Regions from separate parts of the Homo sapiens genome. Here region 1 is linked to region 2. A link is an interaction called in ENCODE POLR2A ChIA-PET data of the cell type or tissue named here. Cell type or tissue: B cell. All regions are shown on one strand. Links, peaks and the distances in the headings refer to the core of each region. The heading gives the core; the rest is flanking DNA. Region 1 has its middle 15 kb from the start of DYSF. Region 2 overlaps ZNF638 (zinc finger protein 638).

Region 1 (12,709 bases), core at 4,981-9,980, 84 kb after region 2:
CCGTTTTGAAATCCCTAATAAAAACTTGCTGGTTTTGCGGCTCAGGGGGCATCATGGTCCTACCGATATGTGATGTCACCCCCAGAGGCCCAGCTGTAAAATTCCTCTCTTTGTACTCTTTTATTTCTCAGCTGGCTAACACTTAGGGAAAATAGAACCTACGTTGAAATATTGGAGGCGGGTTCCCCCGATACAGCATCCTAAGAAATGTAGCTGTTATCCTATGGAAACTTTATGTGCCTTAAAACAGAGGCCAACAATGTGGTGCTAGCTCTCCCATGGCTAGAACTTAAGGGTTTAGGAACCAAGAAGTAGAGGTGAGAGTGCCCCCTCTCCCTATTAGACCTACTGACCCACTTGTAGGATTTTAGTTCCCATCTCTGTGATCTTGGCCTCAGTATTTTGGAAGCCCAAGTGCTCAAGAGAGGAATTCATATACCAGGAAATAAGAACGTGACTCTAATGAACTGGGAGCTGAGACTGCCCTCTCACCTTTCGGAGTTCCTCATGCCAATAAACCAATAGGAAAAGGATCACTGTGCCTAATGGGAATGATCTGTTTACCAGGGGGAAATTGAATTGCTGCTACACAGTGGGGACAAGAAGAACTGTTCAGAACCCAGGAAATTCATGGGAGCGCCCCTTAGGTCTCTCCTGCCCTATAGTCCTGGTCAATGGAAAACTGACAATCCAGTAAAGATAATCCCACCAAGGACTCCAGTCTGCCTAGCCTTCATGCTGGCAGAGGGTGAGAGAAACATAAGTGGAAAGATTTAACTCAGATTCCCGACATAGGCCTTGCCACCAGCTACAGAAGTGGAGACTACAGCAGCCTTGTGTGGTGATTGTTGTTTTTAATCTCGTTCCCCTCCATTATATGCTGGATGACACAAACTCAGGATGCTCTGACAAGTACCCACCCTAAAACTACTGAGGAGGGTTGAATATGGGTAAAGATTGACCTCAGAGCCTAGGCTATAGGCTTGAAGGGGATCACACTGGAGGGGAAGGTATTCTTAAATGTCAGGGATGTCAGTAGGATCTGATTTCTGGATCAGACGACTGGGTAATGATTGGGCAAAGGAGCACGGCTACTGTGAACGACTGGCTGAGTATGAAAGACTGTACCCTGCTTTATCCGGTAGTCTCAGCAGGACCTTTATAAAGCTCAGTTCTGTTTTTCTCAAGTGGAATAATGAAGAACCTCAAGAAGTGTTCCTCAGCTGGCCCTATAAAAAGAAAGCTCTTAGGAAGGCCAGGGATTTGCTAATGTCAAGGAATTAAGTGGGTTCCCTGAGTTCTGGGGAGCCTGGTTAATAGGGCATGTTGTGGAAAGACAGAGCCCCACCAAAGTGGCAGGATTTGAGCCTTGAAAACTTTACATGGCTCTGGCAGCATTCATCCCAAAGATGATTATCCCCAGGTTTCCTGCTGCATCTGCTTCTCCAACAAGTTCTTCCTTGTTGGTCAGGATTAGGTTCTAAGAGATCCCTTCTCTCAATTCATCTTCTTAGAGATGGAATTGTCCCTAAAATAAGTCGACATTACCAGATGCATATCTTTGAGCTAATGTAACTTCCCCAAGTGTCCAGAGAGTGGAAGTCTCTCACCACCTCGGCTTGCCCATGCACCTCCATTGATCATACTCTTCAGATTATCTCTCCTTTCATCCTCAACTAGAGCCTATCTTGCATGAGTCTTGGTAAGGATTTCCATGCAGGCATATGTCTTCTTGATCTGCAGAACTCTCTTCTCCCTGGTAGTAACTCTTCTTTGAACAAGAAGTATCTTTCACCATTTCAATACCTCTGTTGTTCAAACCTCAAATGATTCCAACATTTTATAGATATCAGAGATCATAAACATTATTTGTGGCTTCATTTCTAAAGTTTTAATCCTATGAAATACTAGTCACACATTCCAATAATAGTAATATTAGCTAATATTTAGCACCATAATGTATGTAAAGCATTTCTTTTATGAGGCAGGTATTTCTATAGTTCTCATATTACAGATAAAGAAACCAAGCCGCGAAGGTAAGATCACTTGCCCAAGGCCATACGGCTAGTAGGTAAAGAAAGCTAAGATGTGAATCCAGGTAGTCTGACTCTAGCGTCATCCTTTTACACTACTGTCATTGTTCTTGTCTTGTCCTACTGGTCTTACAGTTCTTAGCTGAATATTATCTTTCCCACTGTCTTCCCCCTGCCTCCCGAGTCCCCCTTTTTTCACTTAAAGCCAGTTTTCAGACAGTCTTCTCAATCATTGTGAAATGTACTCCATCCAAATTCAAGAGTGTATTAATCTGGCATTTTAGGTTATGATCCAAAGAGCCAAAGTCTGTTCTTTGACACAACCTAAGTCAGTGGTTCCTGGTTTTTGGTCTGCATAAAAATAAGAGAACTTTTAAAAGCCAGATTCCTGGGCCATTCCCAGAGATTTTGATTGAGTAGGTCTGGGAGTGGAGGGGGACCCAGATGTCTCCATTTTTTACAAGAAGATTCTGATGCAGGAGATGTTTAGATTGATAGTACTTTAAGAAACACTAGGCCAGTCACAGTGGCTCACATCTGTAATCCCAGCACTTGAGAGGCTGAGGCAGGATTGCTTGAACCCAGGAGTTCAAGACCAGCCTGGGCAACGTGGCAAAACACTGTCTCTGTAAAAAAACAACAACAACAGCAAAACACATAAGTCAAATATTCACTTCTCTTGGTGCCCCTTTTCCAAAGTCCTGGCCATCAGCCAAGGGGGAAACAAAGTGAGACATTTGTTGCCCTCTTAACTCCTAAAGATGTTCTTTAGGCCTTTTCTGGTGATATCTTCCCATGAATCAACAGGAGTCCTTTGGTGTATGAGCTTCAGAAAGCTTTCTGGCCCCTCTCTGCCCTGAGACATGCAATAGGGACACCCAAACCTGCTCCTTTTGCCTGCATCAGCTCTGCCTGTGCCTTCATTTTGCACCCTACTCGGGAACCAGCCATCAGCAGCACCTGACTCTTCTCACTGCTGGGGCCTATAACAGGTTTCCTCACATTTGCTAGGATTGCTGCATCCTGGGATGTTGTGGCCTCTTCCAGAAGATGAGATAACCCCACTTTGGAAAGAAGTCGAACTCCTGTTCTGTTCCTCACTCTTATCACCCTGGTTTGGATCTCCCTCACTTCTCAGAGGCCTTCTATGTGTGTATTACTCAGGGTTCTCCAGAGAAACAACCAATAGGAGGTGTGTGTGTAGAGAGAGAGTAAAATGGAGTAGAAACAGTAAATAAATATCTGTTACGAGATTTGACTCATGCTATTATGGAAGCCAAGAAGTCCTACAATATGCCATCTTCATATTGGAGAATCAGAAAAGACCACACGTTGGGAATGGAGGTGGGGGGGGCCCACCAGGAGCTCAGCTGTGATGTCCGAGAGCAGGAGATGAATGTCCAGCTCAAGAAGAAAGAGTGGCTCTTCTAACAATCGCTGTGTGTGGAGGCTTTCCTTCGTGCTGTCTAGAGACTCCTCACCCTCTGGACTAAATCCAAAAGGAGGACTGTGCACACAGACTGACCTGTTCACATTAGTCCCAGAGCTGCGCTCTTGCAGCTCAGCAGATAGGCCGCTCTTCACTCCCTGCTCAAGAGGAGTGAGGGCTTTCAGAAGCCCCTGCACCTTCATGCTGAGCTCACTCCTTTCCATTGTATCAGCAGCCATGCCTGAACAAAAAATAGTTTCTATTTATTGAGTGTTTACTGTTTATTATGGTAGATTCTTGGGAAATTGAAACTCTCTGACACTACCATTAGTTTTTCTTCTTAGGGGAAGCAGATGAAATGACCAGGCTGTTACCAGGGTCTATGGTCCTTAGCAAGCTTTGCAAAGATCTGTGGTTTTTACAGAAGACAGAGAACATAGAAATAATGTAGTGTGTTCACATTACCTCTTTGGCGAAAAACCTGTTGTTGTTGTTTTTCTATTTTCTGTTGGAAAATAGTATCAAACTTGTCCCTTAGTTTCTCAGTGAAATTGGAGAGCCACCTCCCTCCCTTTCGTTTCTGTCCTGAAACAGTAAAGTAGTAAAAGTGGCCTGAAAACCACCCCTCTTTAACAGTGGTTGGTTGTGTTGACAAAGCCTTGGTGTACTCGTTTCCTGTGGCTGCTCTAACCAATTGTCACAACCATGGTGGCTTAAAAACAACAAATTTATTCTCACAGTTTTGGAGGCCAGAAATTCAAGATCAAAGTGTCATCAGGGCCACAAGAACTTGTTCTTTTATAGCAAGAAACAGAACTGTGCTTCATGCTCAGGAGTTGGATGTTGCAGTGAGCTATTTTGCCACCGCACTCCAGCCTGGGTGACAGAGGGAGACTGTCTCTAAAAAAATTAAAAATAAAAAGAATTGCATTTCAAGTTAACCTAAGTAAAATGTGCAGCGACTCACTATAAAGACACTGGGCATGTTGGTCTGGATCCCTGGCTGCTAGCTACAGCAGCCAAGCCTGGATATCTGAAGCAAGAGAGGATTTCAGAAGAGCTTTGGGGGCTAACAGAATGGAGGGAGGTTGGAGAACTTGGCTTTGGTTATGGACAGGACTCGCACAGCAGGCGCCCTACCTGGTCATTTGCTGTCACACGGCAGCTGCCATGTCTGACTTCCTGAAGCTCAAGAACTTGTTTCAAGTCTTGGGAGAGAGCATCCAACTGTCTGAGCCTAGGCCACACTGCCCAGTGACACAGAGTGGGAGGCCCTATCTCTAAAGCTTCCAGAAAAAAGGCAGGCACTTCTGCCCACCAAGAGGGGTGGGAAAAGGATGTTTTAGGAAGAGGGAGATTAAAAGCTGGAAGCCAAAAATGGCAAATATCCACCACAAGGACTATCTCAGCACTCACAGGCAGGGAGACTCAAGGAATGAGAGCCAGGAACAACAACCAGAAGGGTCTCTTTCTGGATCTTGTTTTCCCCACCTCACCCCCTACACGTGATCTCTTTTTCTCTGACTGCGAAACTTTCTCCACTTCATGTGCGGGGCCCCTTCTGAGCCTCCCATTTTATTCATCTCAGCTCCAGCCACACAGAAGCTAGCTTCTCTCAGTCCCAATTCCACGTTTTTGGGAGAGAGAATGTGATTGATTCAGGTTGGGTAGTCTCAGAGAAAGTGATTCTTTTAAATAGAGAAGATACCCCAAACATGTCCTACAATTTGGGGGCAGACATGCTCACTAGAGGTTTATTTCTGCACAGACTGGGCTGTGCAGAAAAAGTTTGAAGACAGCCTTCTGTATGAATAAAGTAGTGAAGTTGTGAGGAAGGTGTTTAACCTATACAGAAAACTGGCTCTTTTCTTTTTTTTTTTTTTTTTTCCTGAGATGGAGTCTTGCTCTGTCGCCCAGGCTGGAGTGCAGTGGCATGATCTTGGCTCACTGCAAGCTCCACCTCCCAGGTTCACACCATTCTCCTGGCTCAGCCTCCCGAGTAGCTGGGACTACAGGCGCCCGCCACCATGGGGTTTCACCATGTTAGCCAGGATGGTCTCGATCTCCTGACCTTGTGATCCACCCGTCTCGGCCTCCCAAAGTGCTGGGATTACAGGCGTGAGCCACTGCACCCAGCCAAACTGGCTCTTTTCAAATCACTGTAGCCACACCATATTTGCAAGCAGCTAGCTGCTTCTTAGGTCCAATTTTAGCTCTGCCACAGAGCAGGTTCATGTTACTTTATACATCTGAATAGAGCCAAACTGTACTTCTTTAAAAATAGACCATAATTTGGGCTTTCCCTACATCAACAGGGCCTCCTGCCCTTCTTCCCAAAGCAATTAAATTTTACTCCCTCCTTGCTATCTTTCTGTAAAATTTGAATCTGAAAAATGCTTGCCACAGACAAGGTACCAATAAATGTTGGTAAATGAATGAATGACTGAGTCAATCAATCAGTTGCTACATCCGAGCCAAAACTGTTTTCTCCAGCAACACATAATGGCCAAGTTCTGTAATGGGAAACTTGATTGCTTCATCTGCTCTTGCAGAATTTCCTTTCTTCCTCCTAGCTTTGCCTTACTTTGCGCCATCCCCCTTTTCACAACCTTGGTCCAAGTCACCATCAACTCTCACTCTGACCCTCTGCTGTAGCTTTTAACTCTTCACTTCCACTCTGATCCCTTGCACTGTATTCTCCAAAGGCAGCCCAAGGGAGCTTTTGAGAAGTAAATCAGATCCTGCCACTCCTCTGGACTTAGCAGGCCTCAGGCAGCTTCCCCCAGGCCCTGCATGGTGCCCTCCAGCCTGCCTGCCCCATTCCACAACCCCTTAATCTACACTCCTCTCCTCCCATGGCCTTGACAGAGCGCTTCCTTCTTTCTCTCTGGAATACTCTCTTCCTTGCCCCCACCTCAGTCCTGCCCAGTGAACTCCTAGCTGACCTTCAGATCTCATCTCAAATAGCTCTTACTGTCCTGGGCACGCGATGAGGACTCCCTGCTCTCTGTTCTCACACTCCCACATTTTCTGTCTTTTATGGCACTTACATATTTGTAATGGTATGTGACTGACGTGATTATTCCATAAGTGTCAGTTTCCCTCACTGAAGTGGAAGCTCTTTGAGGTTAGGGACTCTACTTGTTTGCTAGGGCTGTCATAGCAAAATACTGCAGACTGGGGGGCTTAAATAACAAAAATTTATTTCTCACACTTCTGGAGGCTGGAAGTCCAAGATCAAGGTGTAGTCAGCAGGCTTGGTTTCTTCTGAGGCCTCTCTTCTTGGCTTGCAGATGGCCGCCTTTTCCCTGTGCCCTTCACATGGCCTTTTCTCTGCGTGCATGCATCCCTGGTTTGTCTGTATCTAAATTTCCTCTTTTTATAAGGGCACTGGTCAGATTGGATGACCCTAATGACCTCACTTTAACTTGTTCACCTCTTTAAAGGTGCTATCTCTAAGTAGAATCACATTCCAAGGTACTGGAAGTTGCCTTTCACATAGAAATTTCGAGAGGACCTAATTCAGCCCATAACACAGACTGTGTCACTTGTGCCCACCACTGTGTCCCCACCCAGGACAGTGCCTGACTTATTTTAGGACTTGACACACTCCCATTAAATGAATGATTGCATTTCAGCTCCCCCCTTCCTCTTCCTCTTCCTCTCCCCACCCCCCACCATACGTTGTGCTAAAGGCAAAGAAAAGAAGGCATAGACCACTACAGAAGGACCCTAAGTGACCACAGGAAATGTTTGCTACCCTAATCTTGAAATTACAGACCTTTTTTTGGGGAGTGTTGCTCTCTTCTAGTATCTCCCTATGGGGAAAAAAATCAGCCACCTGTCAGCGGCCAGCCCATCCTGCCCTGGGTGTGTCTACTGCCCCCAGGGGCTGCTGTGGGAGTTTTGCTGACAGCTGCACACCCATCCAACTGGCCCTCTTTAGAGGGTGAGTCAACAGGCTGCCGGGAGTGTGGATCTATCTGCAGGAAGGCAGTTTAGCAATAGGTACTAGAACCTAAAAAAAAGTCATATCCTGTGACCTTACAATCTAATCTGAAGAACTGGGTGGGGGGAGGGGGAGGGCTAAGATGAGTTTATATCTTTTTTATTAAAAAGAAACTCCCTTTCTCACTATTATAGTAGAATCTGGGGAGAGCCTAAATGTGAAACAAGAGAAAGTTTGTGAATCTAGTACATTCATATGACAGACAATTATATAGCTATTGAAAATAGTGTTTATGAATAATTGTTTAATGATGTAAGATGTTACATGAAAACGTGGGACACAGACTGCATTCTACACTCAGATATATAATAAATACTGCAATTTACATGTGTGTATACATTCAGAGGAGAAAGCCTGGGCTGCCAAATACCCAAATGTTAATATACTATTTTTTCAGAACCAGAGATTTCTTTCTTTATGCTTTTTGTTTTAAAATGGCATGTGTTGCTTTTAAAGCCAGAAAAAGGGGGCAAAGTTTTTAAGGCAGCTGCCTTGCTTGTCAATGAAATTCTCAACTCCAGGCTTCTCTTAGGGAAAGAGGCCTCCCCAGGATCCCCCGTCCTACCCCGGGCGGTCGGGTTGAGTTCTGGAGAGACTGCTCCAATCCCCGAGGCGGAAGGAGGCAACCGATTTGGCGCAGCACTCAGCCAGGGGGTAGAAGCTCAGGGGAGGAGCCGAGCCTTTCTCCTGTCCAAGAGCGAGATCTGGGCTACGCCGGGCGCCCGGAGCCCTAGTCCAGCCCCCGGCCATCGCGGCCGCCGCCCAGCCAGGTGCAAAATGCCGTGTCATTGGGAGACTCCGCAGCCGGAGCATTAGATTACAGCTCGACGGAGCTCGGGAAGGGCGGCGGGGGTGGAAGATGAGCAGAAGCCCCTGTTCTCGGAACGCCGGCTGACAAGCGGGGTGAGCGCAGCCGGGGCGGGGACCCAGCCTAGCCCACTGGAGCAGCCGGGGGTGGCCCGTTCCCCTTTAAGAGCAACTGCTCTAAGCCAGGAGCCAGAGATTCGAGCCGGCCTCGCCCAGCCAGCCCTCTCCAGCGAGGGGACCCACAAGCGGCGCCTCGGCCCTCCCGACCTTTCCGAGCCCTCTTTGCGCCCTGGGCGCACGGGGCCCTACACGCGCCAAGCATGCTGAGGGTCTTCATCCTCTATGCCGAGAACGTCCACACACCCGACACCGACATCAGCGATGCCTACTGCTCCGCGGTGTTTGCAGGTAGGAGGGGCCGACCACCCTCGCCCGGGGTCGGGGTGGGGTAGAGGAGGGGACGCCGCGGCTCTCAACCCTGGAGAGCACCTAGAGCTGAGAGACAGGAGACTTTCTGGCCCCGCCAGACTGACGTTGAGTGTTGCAACGACACAGGTCTGCAGAGGGCGACTCAGAGGGAAACTGAGGCTGGAAGGAGAGAGGTGTCTGAATGGCGCTTCTCCTGGAAGCTTCAGCCCAGGTTGGTACTGAGGTAGGCCAGGAAGGTGGGACCAGCATCTCTCCTCTCACCTTTTCGGGATCTCTGAAAAGAGGTCTTTCTGCGTTGCCGGCGGCGAAGCGCTGTACTGCAGGGCTCTCCTCCTTCTCCCCTGAAGGTCTGGTCCCAGGCCTATTTATAACCCAGCTCTCTTCCCGCCCCGATCTGCGCCTGGCTGCTTTCCTGGCCCTTTGCTCTCTCTCAGAGGCTGGCCTGGCAGGCTGGCAGCCACTGGAGGCGAAGGCACCCTACCCTTGCTTTGCGCACAGGATGGGGGAAATTTAGCAGCTGGGCACAGCTGTCACAGCACCAACCTTTACAGACTTTCTCTGCCCCCAACCCCTGCCCCCAACGGACCAGTGGGTGGAGGGAGCGGGGGTCGTATCTGCTTTCTATCATCAGAGTGAGGCCTCCTTGAGCAGGGAAGCCACTCCCTTATCAGATTGGGACCTCCTATAGGAGGGCCTTCATAGAGTTATGACTTGACTTTTCCTCCAGGAGCTGAGGGCTGGGCCCTGGCTGCTCTCCAGGAACCCTTCAGGACCAAGCCAGAGCTAGGATCTACACAGCTGGGTCTTTGGGCTTGGAACCATACTGGGGGAGAAGAACTAGGGGGAAAGAGTGTGAACCTCCCACCCAGCCTGTGGGTTTTCCTCTCAGCCTCCACTACCTGCCACTCCCCTTCTCCCCAGAGATCTGACTTCTAACTACATCCCAGACTTCCAGAAATCATAGCATTAGTTGGTTTCTGGCCATTCAGCACAGTTTCACAAGCTCCTGGATACACCTGTTCACAGACACCATCTGCACATATGATCCCAGGCACATGCACACCCTGGAGCGTGTGGGACACCTGTGATGTTCCAAGGAATAAAAGCTCCGAAAGCACAGGCCTGTGTCCAGCTCAGCATGAGCAAGGGATCATGTCATGAGTACCTTCTCTTGGGTATGAGATTCAGGGCTTCTGGATTTGTTGGACCAGAGCAGAGCTTGAGGAGGAGTTGCTGAATGGTCCTGAGGCCTGGAAAGCAGTGTACACCAAGAGTGGGGACCAAGGGGGTGGCTGTGGCACTCCAGCTGTGCTTTTTTTCCTAACGTGCTGCTTTGATCTGCTCTCAATCAGTTTCCCACGTGGCCTCCGGAAATGAGCTTTATCCAGGTGTTTCCAGCAGGGAGGACATGGGAGTCTTTCATGCTTCCTCTCCGCATCCTCAGCTCTGGGCAGGCCAGGTCAGTGGCCCTGTTCAGCAGCCTGGCTGAGGGCTCTGGGCTCCTGGTGCACAACTCCAGGGGGCACCATTCATACTGTAAATAGCCCCTTGGCGGAGGGGAGGGAGGACAGGCACTCTGTGGGTGAAGCAGCCTCCTCCCACGCCAGCACCTCTTCCCCATTTATAGCCCCTGAACCTGGGGGCTGGTGCTCCAAATGTACACTCAGCTGCAGCAGCCCCTGCTGTCAGGGGCTTTGTTTCTGGCTTCCACTCAGCCTGAACCAGATTTTCTTCCACCTTCCCTGACCACATGCCCCCTCTGCACCCCCATACACTCAATACACTAGGCTTCTACCTCATGGTCCCTCACCCAGGCTAGGCTCAGACCTCTGGTTGGAGAAAGGAAAGAATGAATAATAAATGGCAGGCACTTTCTAACCCCAGAAGTGCAGGAAGTGCTGCTGGTGTGGCTTTTCTTTTGTTATTTCAGCCCCAAGGGCCTGTGTGTGGAGCAGCTCCCCCCATCCTGCATCCTCCCATTTACACATCCCTGGCTGAATCCTCTCCCCACCCCCATCTGCTTTTTGCCTGCTGCCTGGCTCTTCGGGGTAGGCTCCCCCTTTCCAGGGCCCAGAGCACACAGCTCACCTTGGGGAAAGGAAGTACATTTTCTGTGCCAATCCGTCATGAGCCCCTGAGCCTAGGAAGAGACTGGCTGGAGCCCCCACCCCTGGTCATCACTGAAACCGCCAGGCAGTCCTGGGGAATGCAGTCCCTCCCCTCCCCCAGCCCCTGGCCACATTTCACGTCCTGCATTAGCCAAGCTCCTAACCCATGTCCAAATTTGGCCTCCCTGTGACATTCAGGCCTGCTCGCTCTCCTTCTCCCTGGCAGGGTCAGCTTGGTGAATGATTACACAGAAGACTTCGGTCTCAGGGATGCAGCTCAAAGCAAAACACCAGTCTGGGAAGCCTTCCCTCCCCAGCTGGGCTGGGTCTGCTCTTCCCAGACTCTATCTGTTGTCCCATAAAGCCCCTCCTTTGGTTACATGATTATAATACCCTGTAGCCACACTTCACAGCCCCTTTGTGCATGTATACATTCATTGCAAGCTCACAGAAGCTTTGTGAGGTAGAGGGCAAAGATATTATCCCCCCTTAAAGATAAGGATATTGGCCCAGAGAAGTGAAGGAGCCTGGCCAAGGTCACATAGTGGCCACAGCATCCCCACCCCCAACCCCTCATCAGTGCCCTCTGTTGTTCTCAGTATCCTTGGTGCATGAATAAGAAAGTGCTCTGGAGAGCATACCATATGCTGCCCACACCCAGGGCACCAGGGCACTCGGACCTGAGCCAGCCAGGGAGGGTGGTGCCTGGGGTCCCCAGCAAGAAGCTGAGTCAGAGTAGGGGGAGTGCAGGGCTGCAGGAGCATGGTGTGAAACAATTGACCAAAAGATGGAGGATTCTGGGGTTTCAAATGCGTGTTCCTCACAAACAGAGGGAATGGACATTTGCTAAGCACAAAAGCATACCATTGTCAGGTGGTGTTTCTTGAAAATCCCACCAACAGTCCTATGAAAGAGATCTATTTAACTGACACCATGCTTATTTTAAGGCAGATACTGTTCTAACTAGAACATTAATAGAAGCTACATCATGACCCGGTTATAATTTGTACCAGGTCCTTATATGTAGACATATACACCTCAGTCCTCTTAGCAAGCATATGTGGTAGCAACTGTCATCACTCCCATTCTACAGATAAGGAAACTGAGGCATGAAGAGGTTAAGTAAGTTGCCTGAGGTTATACACTGGTAAGTAGTGGGGTTATGATTTGAGTCTAAGTATCTGGCTCCTGAGCCCCCACAATATCCCCAGCTTTAACCACTCTGCTATCTACCTCTGGCTTTAGCTTGGATTTACCAAAGACAAGCAAGAAAAGGTGGAGGGGCAGGACCTGAACCCAGGCCTGGCTGAGACCCTGATGCCCCCCTCGGTCTGCACCTTGACTCCTCTCATCACGTGCGTGGTCCTTACTGCTGCTTGCTCACCCAAGCACAGACATCCTCAGCCCTTATGTTCTGGTCTTGCAGATGCTTTCTTATCTCAGGGGGTCCTTGCTCTCTGCCTCACCCTCTCTATATCTGATAGGACCAATCAGTCACCAGTTGATGCAGGACGCTCCCTCCAGGCAGTGCTCTCGTTCCGGGCAAGCTCACAGCTCTGACAGGACTATGGTGGCTGCCTAGGGTCTGATAAGCCAAGGCCAGGGCAATGGTCACATGGCACTGAGGTGGGCAACCTGTGGTGCGTATGGCAGGTGCTCCGGGACTTCCAGGGAGGGGGTCATGTAACTGTAGATCTCAAGCTTAGCCAGTCTAGGAGAAAGTGAAAGTTGGGCGGGGGGCTCAGAAGAGCGGCTAGCTGGCAGCCTGAGTCACAGTCCAGTGGGATAACAGCATCGAACAAGAGGGAGAGAAGGACTGCCTGCATCTTGAACTCGGGATCCCAGGTCTGCCACTTTTCAAGCTATGTGGCTTTGGGCAAGTTACTTAACCACT
Region 2 (12,709 bases), core at 3,685-8,684:
TTTAGGCCTTTAAAGTATGGGGAGTGTGTTTCCCTGATACACCTATTAGCATAATACTTTGATTATTTATTGAATTAAACTCTCAAAATATTTTATTTCCAATAAAAGTTGTGAAAAGTCCTTTTGATATATTACAGGTAAAGATTAATTGAGCCTTACAGTCTGATTTTAGCTGTTAGTTAATATTGTTTATTTTCAAAATAGGTATCCTGATTGGAATCCTGAGATCCTCCCATCGAGAAGGTAATTTTTAAAAATAGTAATATTATTAAAACCTGATTGTCTTTTAAAAGTAAACAGTTAATTTTAAGAAAGTGATTCTTTTGAGTTCTACTTCTGCCATTTAAACAACAGGCAAATGCAAAAACCTCTATGAATCTTTAACTTATTCCAGCTTAAAGGTGACACAGCCCCTCCCCTGATCTACTTTCTTTAGCCTGTTCTGAAAATACTTTATTCTGACATTATTATTTTATGTTTATGACATCTTCTCTTGTAAATGCCTTGAATGCTAGGAGTGATATTATTAAGTTCTGTATCCCCTAGGGGATTCTCCTCAGGTTATGTGTGTACACACACGTACACACACATAGAGAAATCAAAGTCATATTTATAGATGGCATAATCTTTCAGGAAAAAATTATTGAAAACATCTGTTTACGTAAATCATTTCCTAAATTCTTTACATAATTTAATACTTTAAAAACATAATTGGAATAATGTTGGTACAGGAAAAACCAGAGAAATTCATTATCGTATTCTTCTGTAAACTAGAAAACAGACATCCAAGCAATTGGAGGGCTGATAAACTGTTCTGATTGTTTCTTATTTACGTATAAGGCTGAATTACATCATAACAAACAGATTTTTGTTTTAAGTACATATCTTTTATGAGAGTTTGGTATTGTTAACAGTCTGTTTTTAACAAGGTACTTCTGTCATTTATTATCATTTAAATTTACATTAAATTGCTGATCACTTTCTTTTCCGCCCCCCTGCTTGTAGAAATGAGGGCAATAGAAAAGAAAATGAAACTCCACGAAGACGTTCTCATTCCCCCAGTCCTAGGCGTTCTAGAAGATCAAGCTCAAGTCACAGATTCCGTCGGTCTCGAAGCCCAATGCATTACATGTATAGGCCGAGAAGTCGAAGTCCAAGAATTTGCCATCGTTTCATTTCTAGATACAGATCCAGATCCAGATCCCGTTCACCATATCGAATTAGAAATCCATTTAGAGGTAGTCCAAAATGCTTTCGATCAGTTAGCCCTGAGAGGATGTCAAGGAGATCAGTGAGATCATCAGGTACACTGATGGCCATGAAATAGTGAATGTACTTATTTTGACTAAATTTTTAAATGTCTTTCTTTTTGGATTTTGAGAAATGTTCTACTTTATTAAATTTTAGAGTTGATAAATGAAATCTGACCCACATGCCACAGAGTTATTCCCTCTGGTAACTTGGCAAAGAAATGTGTGTGAATGTATGTGTCCATCAACATCATATTTAAAAACCAAGGATGGTAAAAATGTCTTAGTTTGCTTTAATAATTGATTATAGAATTCCATGGATTAATTTAAAATGTTTTTGAGATTATTTTTTTTAACCTGTGACTTAATGTTGATTTTATGACCCTTTCAGAACTAGCTCACACATGCATGCCCACATACACAAACACACACCTTCTTCTACAATGAAAGAAACCATAGTTAATATCTGAGAAGTACTTTGACACTCCCACTGTTTCACTTGACTAGCCTGAAAAATTCAAAAATAGTACTTTGCACAGGTCTTATTGTGTCTAGTATAGTCTAAAATGCTGAATTCAAATGGAGATACCTTTAATTATATAAGGCATTCCTTCTTAAAGTATGGCCCAAGGATCGATTGGGGTCCTCAAGATCTTTTAAGAGTTCTATGAGATCTCTTTTCTAATTACATGCCTCCATGAGGCTGGATTTTCTTTATCCAGAAGCAGATATAAGAATTTAGGTTCTTCTTTTAAGCTCAACATTAAAATGTGTGGAAGAAGGTACTATAGTGCTACACATTTCACTAATTTTGTTTTGGGAATTACAGTTGGTTTTTATAAAAATATTTATGTTAATATGGGAATTTACTTTTTTTGCCATTACTTTCAGTGGCAAAAACTGCAGTTACTTTTGCACCAACCTAACATATGAATTGATAAATATTTTTACAATTTAATTTCTAATATGGTAAATATCAGTAAATATAACACAAATCTTTGTAGTCTTCAATAAGTGTAAAGCAATCTCAAAACCAAAAGTTTGAGGATCACTGGTATAAGGGAATAAAGGAACTTCATGTAAAAGCCTTCTGAGTGCATAAAATCTAGATTTTTGTATTGTCTGTGTGCTCCCTGTTTAGCTTGAGAATAGCACTATGTGATTATGTCATGAGATGGCTCCTACCTTAATTTTTTTCCAATTGAAATTATATTTATATCTTTTTACTAGATAGAAAAAAAGCATTAGAAGATGTAGTACAACGATCTGGGCATGGGACAGAATTTAATAAACAGAAGCATCTTGAAGCTGCTGATAAGGGACATTCACCAGCACAAAAGCCTAAAACTAGCAGTGGAACAAAACCATCAGTTAAACCTACAAGCGCTACAAAGAGTGATTCAAATCTAGGAGGACATTCTATTCGTTGTAAATCAAAGAATCTTGAAGATGACACTTTGTCAGAATGTAAACAGGTGTCTGATAAAGCTGTTTCTCTCCAGCGAAAGGTAATTCTTTAATTAATAATTATTTTTAGAGATAAGGTTTCACTCTGTCATCCTCGCTGGACTGCAGTGGTGCAACAAGCATGGCTCACTGCAGCCTCGATCTCCTGGGCTCAAGTGATCCTCCTGCCTCATCTTCCCAAGTAGCTGGCACCACAGGCGTGTGCCACCATGCCTGGCTAATTTTTTAATTTTTGTAGAGATGGGGTCTTGCCATGTTGCTCAGGCTGGTCTCGAACTACTAGGTTCAGGCAGTCCTTCCACGTCAGCTTCCCTAAGTGCATGAGCCACTATGCCTGGCTTCGTAATTCTTTGTTAGTGCAAATATGCGTACATTTGCTATGACAAACAGAAAACAAAGTTGTTGCCAGGCATGGTGGCTTATGCCTGAATCCCAGCACTTTGGGAGGCCAAGCGGGGTGGATCGCTCGAGCTTAAGAATTTGAGGCCAGCCAGAGCTACGTGGTGGAACTCCCTCTCTACAAAAAATATAAAAATGAGCTGGGGGTAGCGGCGGGTGCCAGTAGTCCCAGCTACTTGGGAGGCCTTGGGAGGCTCAGGTGGAAGGATCACTTGAGCCCGGGAGGCAGAGGTTGCAGTGAGCTGAGGTCACACCACTGCACTCCAGCCTGAACTACAGAAGGAAGACCCTGTCTCAAGAAAAAAAAAAAAATGAAGTTGTCTTAACTTTTTTATTCCGTGTTTCCAATAACTTTGAAATTATGAGTTTTGTTACATGATTTTAGTATGGAATATTTTACTGGTTTTTCTTGTGAGTATAATAAAAGTCCAAGGTTCAAAATCTCGTAGCTTAGGAATTCCAGTGGTTTGGTATTTGATGTGTCAAAAGAACATTTTGATGGTTTGGCATTTTTGGCTAGCTTCACAAGCAGATCACTGTGATGAGTTTTGCTCTCTAATTGGGAAAATGAATAATCACCAGCAGCATTATTGAGCTTTTGTAATCTTTTTTAGTAAGGTATAAGAGTGAGCCTCTCCTGAGAATTGATCATTATTCATCTGTTCTATACTTTTTGTGGTACAGTTCAGAAGTCAAATACTCTGTTGTACAGTGTAAAATTTATACTTTGGTACTGATTTATTAGTGTTATTTTGACTGTAACCTACTGGTTACGATACTAAGGTATTGTTTTATTGTATGTGTTTATTAAATCACTATTAATATATTAAAACATCAAGAGACTATCTTCAGAGAAAATCCTAATAGGCCCAATATCAAATATTTTGTATATTTTAATATTAATAAGTCTTCAAGTATTTAGGTATGGAATGCATTGCTCTCAACAGTATTTAAATACATGAAAGACTTTCAGTAAGTGCTGTTCCCTGCCCCAAAGAACTTACATTTAGAAGGATAAACTTCTGATAATCAACCAGTAATTAACAGAATTTTGAAGAGCATTGGGAAGAAATTTTTGAGTATAGGGAAAATTTTGAAGAGGCTGAGTTAGTCTCATAATATGAAGTTCTTTTCATTTTGTTTCAAGACTTCTAGGTGGTGGCAGTGGAACTTTTTTTTTTTTAAGTTTTCTTATTTAGTAAAAAATAAGAGAAATGGGGGTCTCGCTTTCTCACCCAGGCTGGAGTGTAGTGGCACAGTCATAGCTCACTGCAGCCTCAAGTTCCTGAGCTCAAGTATCCTCCTGCCTCAGGCTCCCAGGTAGAAGACTACAGGTATGCGCCAACACACCCAGCTGGGTGTTTTAATTTTTTTTTTTTTTTTTTTTGAATCAGAGTCTCGCTCTGTCACCCAGGCTGGAGTGCAGTGGCGTGATCTTGGCTCACACAACCTCCGCCTCCCAGGTTCAAGTGATTCTCCTGCCTCCTGCCTTAGCCTCCTGAGCAGCTGGGATTATAGGCGTGTGCCACCACGCCTGGCTAATTTTTTTTATTTTTAGCAGAGACGGGGTTTCACCGTGTTGGTCAGGCTGGTCTCGAACACCTGACCTTGTGATCTATCCACCTTGGTCTCCCAAAGTGCTGGGATTACAGGCGTGAGCCACCAGGCCTGGCCTTTTTTTTTTTTTAAAAATATAGAGTCTTAGTATGTTGCCCATCCTGGTCTTAAACTCCTGGCCTCAAGCGATCTTTCTGCCTTGGCCTCCCAAAGCAGTGGGATACAGGCATGAGCCACCATGCCTGGCTGTAATTTTTAACGTAAGCGGTAAAGTTGATACTACAGTGTATTCAAATGGTATGCATTATATATGAATTTTTAAAAATATTATACCTGTCTAGAGATCATTTCCAATTATTAGAACAGAGGGGGTAAGCAAAGCTGTAATTTCAGCTTTACTTGTTGGTGGGCCATGTAGTTTCATAGAAAAATTCTCTCTAATGGCCTTGGAACATTCCATAGATCTTATTTGCTATAAGATGCTATCAACAGAAAAGAGCACCTGTAAACCATTTCTGGGTTAAAAAATATAAATAACATTTCTTACCACTTTTGCATTTAAAATCTTATTAAAGTGTTAAAATCGTGATTTAAAAATGCGTAAAGGAGGTGGTGAAGGAAAAAGAAAAATGGGTAAAAAATATGGAAAAGACCCTTTAGTGTACTAATATTAGTGGTAGAAGAAATTATATAGGAAATTATTACTGTACATTGTAGCTTAATTTGGTTTATTTTAAATTTTCTTTCACTCCAAAAATAGCTTCGGAAAGAACAGTCATTGCATTATGGTTCGGTTCTTCTTATAACTGAATTACCAGAGGATGGTTGTACTGAAGAAGATGTGAGAAAATTATTTCAACCATTTGGGAAAGTGAATGATGTCCTAATTGTTCCATATAGAAAAGAGGTGAGTCATTTAGTCTGTGGCAAAAATTCATACAAAGTGATTGCTTTAATGATTCTATAAATTGCTGTTGTGTTCCTTAGCTGCTTGTACTGCATATATAATTGTTCTTTGAGAGTTATATAAATGTCTGGATGTGAATAAGCAAGGCCGCAAAATAATGTTTTATATCCTTTAAAATAAGTGTTTGCCCACTTTTTCTGTAAAGGGCCAGCTAAATATTTTTGGTTTTATAAGCCATCTGTAGGATCTCAACTACTGTGCTCTGGCATTCTAGTACAAAAACAGCTATAAGTAATATGTAAATGCGCAAGCATGGCTGTGTCCAAAAAACTATTTACAAAAATAGGTAGTATGCCATAGTTTGCCAGTCATTACTTTAGAACACCAGTTAGATAATACTAAAACAAATTATTTCCTTTGTATGGTTAAGTATTTTCTGTGGGTTATATTCCTATAACTCACATGATAAAGTTAAGAACTGTGAACAGTTCTTCACATAAGCACAACATAAAATAGTTAGTTAAGGCTGGGCGTGTTGGCTTGTGCCTGTAATCGCAGCACTTTGGGAGGCTGAGGCAGGTGGATCGCCTGAGATCAGGAGTTTGAGACCAGCCCGACCAACATGGTGAAACCCCGTGTCTACTAAGAATACAAAAATTAGCCAGACATCTGTAATCCCACCTACGTGGGAGGTTGAGGCAGGAGAATCTCTTGAACCCGGGAGGCAGAGGTTGCAGTGACTAGAGATGGCGCCGCTGCACTCTAGCCTGGGCAACAGAGTAAGGCTCCGTCTCAAAAAAAAAAAAAAAAAAAAGTTTTGTGAGTTAAGGCTGGGTGTGGTGGCTGAAGTCTGTAATCCCAGTACTTTGGGAGGCCAAGGCTGGAGGATCGCTTGAGGCCAGGAGTTCAAGACCAGCCTGGGCAACATAGCAAGACCTCTGTCTTAATTTTTTTAAAAAGTTTGTGAGTCAGGACAGGGAACATAGTGATAGTGTTGTCTTTGTTGCAAGAAGCCTTTAAAATGTCAGACCTACCACAAGCTGGACCATATCTTCCCTTCCCTCCTGTTGTTCAGTGAGCCCTGCCTTCTCATTTCCTCTTCTTCCATGAGCCTGCCTGGATTTTTTTTTATCTTGGTAGTGGTATAGAAATTATGTAAGGTTAAATGTCCATTTAATGTGTGAAACATCCTTAATCAAATTATACTTGACCAAAATAAAAACAGGCAAAAGCAACCATGACTTGAGGTAGTTTCATAGTTTGATGTTACAAAAGAAAGGATTAAGCCCATTTTAAAATGCAGGAACTTTTAAAGATAGATTTGTGACTAAAGATGGAATAAATTTCATTTTAGGCTTACCTAGAAATGGAATTTAAAGAGGCAATTACTGCAATTATGAAGTACATTGAAACAACACCTCTTACGATAAAAGGAAAAAGTGTGAAAATATGTGTTCCAGGAAAGAAAAAAGCACAGGTAATCTGGATTTAGGTCTTAAATGTTTTATCACTGTTGTTTTAGTTTAACTTTTTTGTTTAAGTATGGCACACATATAGAAATAGGCATAGAAACATAAATGTTAGCTCAACACATTATATGTGCATTAATTCAAGTATGTTGAAATTAAAACTTCCTCATACATGTATGGTGCTATATACAGTATTAAATAACGACGACTAGGAGAAAATACTTGCCATATATAACACAAAAATAGCAAACATCTGTGAATCTGGTACCTAGGTCACAAAAGAGAACATTTGACAGTATCTGGAAGTCCCTTGCTTGCTTCTTCCCAATTCTTACACCCTCCCTTCTTCTCACAAGTAAACACTAACTTGATTTCTAATGCCATAGTTGAGTTTTGCCTGTTTTCAACTTTACATAAACAAAATCGTATAGTGTACATTCTTTGGGCCTTTACTTCCTTAGAAGTATCAAGTTTTGTAACTTTAATTTTTCTAGATCATTTCTGTGCTTCAGTTCATATGATCGTAGATAATATCTATAGAATTACTTTAAATTACCCTTTAAGGATGAGCTTTCTGTTAAGTAAAAAGCTATATGTATATCTCACCTGTAAGGTTTTCTTTGTGTATGTGTGTGTTTTTTAAAATAGGGTGTTGAGAAAATATTTTTATATCTTAAAAAAAATTATTGTATTTTTAATTTTTGTGGGTACATAGTAGGTATATATATTTATGAGGTACATGAGATGTTTAGATGCAGGCATGCAGTGTGTAATAATCACATTATGGAAAATGGGATATCTGTCCCCTCCAACATTTATTCTTTGTGTATCAAATAATCCAGTTATACTCTTATAATTGTTTAAAAATGTAACATTAAATTATTTTTTACTATAGTCACTCTGTTGCGCTAGCTAATACTGGGTCTTACTCATTCTGTTTTTTTTTGGTACCCATTAATTATCCCCTCCTCTACCCCCTGTTACCCTTCCCAGCCTCATAACCATCCTTCGACTTTCTGTCTCCATGAGTTCAGTTGTTTTAGAGCCCACAAATTGTGGGATTTTTTAGATACCACAAATAAGTGGGAACATGTGATCTTTGTCTTTCTGTGCCTGGCTTATTTCACTTAATATAATGACTTCCAGTTTCATCCATGTTATTTTAAATAACTGAATCTCATTCATTTTTATGGCTGAAGAGTACTCCATTGTGTTATGTACCACATTTTCTTTATCTATTCATGTGTTGATGGACACTTAGTTTGCTTCCAGATCTTAGCTAATGTGAACAGTGCTGCAAGAAACATGGGAGTACAGATACCTCTTCAATATACTGATTTCTTTTCTTTTGGGTATATATACCCAGCAGTGGGATTGCTGGATTGTATGGTTGATCCTATTTTTAGTTTCTTAGGACCCTTCAAAATGTTCTCCATAGTGATCGTACTAATTTACGTTCCCACCAACAATATACTGAGGGTTCCCTTTTCTCCACATCCTGGCCAGCATTTGTTTTTGCCTGTCTTTTGGATAAAAGCCATTTTAACCGGGGTAAGATGGTATCTCATTGTAGTTTTGATTTGCATTTCTGTGATGATCAGTGATGTTGAGTACCTTTTCGTGTGCCTTTTTGCCATTTATGTGTTGTCTTTTGAGAAATGTTTCTTCAGATCTTTTGCCCATTTTTTTTTTATCAGAGTATTAGTTTTTTTTTTTCCTGTAAAGTGGCTTGAGTTCCTTATATATTCTGGTTATTAATCCCTTGTCAGATTTTTTTCCTGTAAAGTGGCTTGAGTTCCTTATATATTCTGGTTATTAATCCCTTGTCAGATGGATAGTTTGCAATTATTTTCTCTCATTTTGTGGGTTGTCTGTTGTTTCCTTTGCTCTGCAGAAGCTTTTTAACTTGAAGTGGTCCCATTTGTTCATTTTTGTACAGCATTTGCCTGTGTTTGTGGGGTATTACTGAAGAAATATTTGCCCAGACTGATGTCCTGGAGAGAGAGTTCCTCCAGTGTTTTCTTGTAGTAGTTTCATAGTTAGAGATCTTAGATAAAAGTCTTTAATCTATTTTTATTTGATTTTTGTATATGGTGAGAGATAGGGTTCAGGTTCATTAATGCATATGGATATCCAGTTTTCCCAGCTGGTACCTCCCTAGGTTACATGCCATCCCAGCCCACTAGCTCTAATCCCAGCCCCAGCCCTAAGAGTTGCCTAGGAGTTGTTGTCCTTGTGTCCTAGACTACCTTTCAGGTTTACCTAGCACCCTGGAGCACTTTAGCCCATGGTAGTGAGACTTGCCAAGAAATTCAGATTCTTATTGCCGGGATGGATGAGTCCTCTTTGGCTAGGTCTGGTCCAAAGGCTCCTTCAGTGCATGGGTGCTGGCTGAGTACAGCATGGCTTTGCTGTCCACTGTGACAGAGCAGCACTGAGTTCAATGTAAAGTCCCCTAGTTACTGCGCTGTCCCTTCCTAAAGTGCACAGACTCTGTCCATGTTGTGGGGCCAGATTAGGGAGGTGTGCTGTCAGGGATTTAAGGCTGTCTCTGCTACCCTCGTCAATGCCTCTTTCAGTGATACAAAGTCAAAACCAGGTAGTATGAATGCTCACTTGATATTTGGTTCTTGTGATGATGCTTTTCTGTGTGCAGATAGTCGTTAAAATTTGGTGTTCCTGCTGGGGATGGGATGAACAGTGTAGGGTTCTATTCTACCATTTTGCTCCACCCAGCTATGTGTTCTAGTAATTTAATTTTTCTACTAGCTGTGGAATGGCTACTTTATAGAGGTTCTATAACACACATTTCTCAATAATTTGATTTGGTAGTCTAACCATGTTAGTGCATTCCTCATTCTTTGTAACTTCTCTATAGTGTTTCTCTGTATGAATATACCACAGATGTATTACCAATTCCTTACTGATTGATATTTAGGTTGTTTCTAGAAACAGAACTTTAGTTAACACCTTGTGTACCTTCACAGGCCATCTTTTGACATTTATGATAGTGGTTTTTTAGGTGATACCTACCCAATGGAATGGTTGGTTTATAGGATGCACAGTAATGGATAATATAAGATTGCTCACTAAATAACTGTTATAATTTACTCCCTGGTAATTTATGAGAGTATTACCAACAACATCTTAATTTCTTCAGCTTTAAAAATTCGTTATATAGAAAATGATATCTAGTTTTAATTTGCATCTTTTTGATTATTCATTAACTTCATCTTTTTATATAATTGTTAGCTATATCTATTAACTGTTTAAGTGAGTTGTCTGTATCTTTTCCTATTTTATTATTGTTGTCTTTTTAAAAATATTCATTTGAAGGTGCATGAATATTGTGCATTCTAGACACTAATTTTGCATTGTATGTAAGAAGTCTTTTCTTACAGTCTGTTGCTTGTGTTATGCATACATATATCAAGTTTGAATTTTTTTTTTTTTTTTTTTTTTTTTTTGGCGGAGCCTCTCTCTGTCGCCCAGGCTGGAGTGCAGTGGCACCATCTCGCCTCACTGCAAGCTCCACCTCCCGGGTTCACGTCATTCTCCTGCCTCAGCCTCCTGAGTACCTGGGACTACAGGTGCTCGCCACTAACAGAGATGGGGTTTCACCATGTTAGCCAGGATGGTCTTGATCTCCTGACCTCGTGATCCGTCCGCCTCGGCCTCTGAAAGTGCTGGGATTACAGGCGTGAGCCACCTCGCCCGGCCAAGTTTGATGTTTTTATGTACTCAAATTTATTGGTATTCTATGGCTTCTGCATTTTTTTCTTTATTATTTTTATGCCTGTGACACAGCCTCAGGAGGTTCTGAGGACATGTTCCCCTCTTTTTGAGACAAGGTCTCACTCTATCACCCAGGCTGGAATGCGGTGGCACAATTTCGGCTCATTGCCACCTCCGCCTCCCAGGCTCAAGTAATCCTCCCACCTCAGCCTCCTGAGTACCTGGGACTACAGGTGCAAGCCACCGCGCATAGCTAAGTTTTAATTTATTTTTTGTAGATATGAGGTTTCACTTTGTTGCCCAAGGTGATCTCACACTCCTGGGCTCAGGTGATTCTCCTGCCTCGGCCTCCCGAAGTGTTGGGATTACAGGCATGAGCCACTGTTTCTGGCCTGCTTTTTTTTCTTTTGTCTTTTTAAGAACTTGCCTGTGCTAGTGCCTAAAAGGTTTTATTCCTTAATCTATTATTTGCAGCATAATATAGGATTGGAATCAGTATTATTTCCAAAATGGGAGCCAGTTAGCCTCAACACTATTTATGCCTAATTTATCCTTGTTGATTTGAAAAGCTTCTTTTATGTGTATAAATTCTGTATACATAGATGTGTTTCATACTCTTCTGTTGTGGCAATACTATGTGGTTTCTGTTACAACAATTACTATAGCTTCCTAATATTTCCCTGTCTTTCTTGTAGAGTTATTTTTCTTTGTTTATTCATTTTGGTTAATGTTTTTCCTCTTTATTTAAATTCATTTTGTTTAATCTTGAACATTTACTCCTGCACATTAGTTTTAGAATCAGTTTAAGTTCTCTTAAAAAAAACTTACTGGAATTTAATTAATACTGTGTTGAATTCGTGATAGTATTTTTACAACACTAAGTCTTTCTATCAAAAAACATAGTTCGTTGGCTGGTGGCTCTTGCCTGTTATCCTAGCATTTTGAGAGGCTGAGGTGGGCAGATAACTTGAGCTCAGGAGTTTGAGACCAGCGTGGGGCAATACGATGAAACCCTGTCTCTACTAAAAATACAAAAATTAGCTGGGTGCGGTGGTGCATGCATGTAGTCCCAGCTACTCAGGAGGAGGCTGAGGCAGGAGGATTGCTTGAGCCCACACGATGGAGAGGTAGCACTGAGCTGAGATAGCACCATGGCACCCCAGCCTGGGCAACAGAGCCAGGCTTTGTCTTAAACAAACAAAGAACATGGTTTGTCCATTTAGATTTCCTTTTATGCCCTTTAGCAAGTTTTATTTTTTTTTCCATAAAGTTCTTGAACATTTTGTGGTGGTTAAATTTATTATTTTACTTATTTTTACATATAGCTATTAGAGAGGATCTTTATTTTTTAGTTCTCATATGTTTTCTAGTTAGTTACTACTAGAGTAACCTATCATCCTAGTTTATACCTGCTACATGCCATCCATTTATTCCCATTGTCCTGGTTTGGATAATAAATTAAATCGTGTGGCCTTAGTTATTAACAATTTTATCATTTAGGATTTCATTCAGTTTCAACTAATAAAACCTCACTAGTGGATTGTTAACAAATAAGAGGTATATTTATCTCATAACAGAAATCTGCATGTAGGTGGTCCAGTGCTCGTGCAACAGCTCCATAATATCTTCAGGAACCTCGCCTTGTCTTCCAGCACTACTGTCTGTAGAATGTATCTTTCATCCTCATTTGTAAGATGGTTTCTGCACCTTCTGGCATCTTTTCTATCTTCGAGACATACAGGAATAAAAATGCAGAGCAAAATGAGTTTTTGTTTTCTTTTCTGGAAAGAGTGAGTTCCCCAGCAGCATTTGCCTGCATTTGATTTACCAGAACTACCAGACACATGGCCATCTAGTTGCAGAGGCAGTTAAGGAGAAACAAGGATTAAATACATAATTTAAGAACTTAAACTTTATCCTGTAGA

Evidence for each region. Peaks named below come from ENCODE experiments on the same cell type or tissue, not always from the same donor. Only the 100,000 strongest peaks of a DNase experiment are listed, where the experiment ranks them.
Region 1: POLR2A ChIA-PET joins it to region 2 with 7 read pairs; 3 of 35 experiments call an interaction of 5 or more read pairs at or near these places.

What each region holds. Positions count from the first base shown.
Region 1 is chr2:71,445,401-71,458,109 of GRCh38, forward strand. It overlaps a transcript of DYSF not described here. Among named protein-coding and RNA genes, the nearest start is that of DYSF, 15 kb to the right of the region's middle. RefSeq lists enhancers at 1-330, 8,019-8,868, 8,869-9,717 and a silencer at 5,522-5,708. In B cell, for the core only: no CTCF peak of the experiment used is centred there; DNase peaks (open chromatin) are centred at 7,381 and 8,361; H3K4me3 peaks cover 1,121 bases; H3K27me3 peaks cover 3,019 bases.
Region 2 is chr2:71,362,949-71,375,657 of GRCh38, forward strand. ZNF638 (zinc finger protein 638) reads left to right here. Exons shown (of 28, transcript NM_014497.5): 4 at 205-243; 5 at 1,006-1,304; 6 at 2,481-2,758; 7 at 5,434-5,580; 8 at 6,935-7,057. Among named protein-coding and RNA genes, the nearest start is that of ZNF638, 38 kb to the left of the region's middle. In B cell, for the core only: no CTCF peak of the experiment used is centred there; no DNase peak of the experiment used is centred there.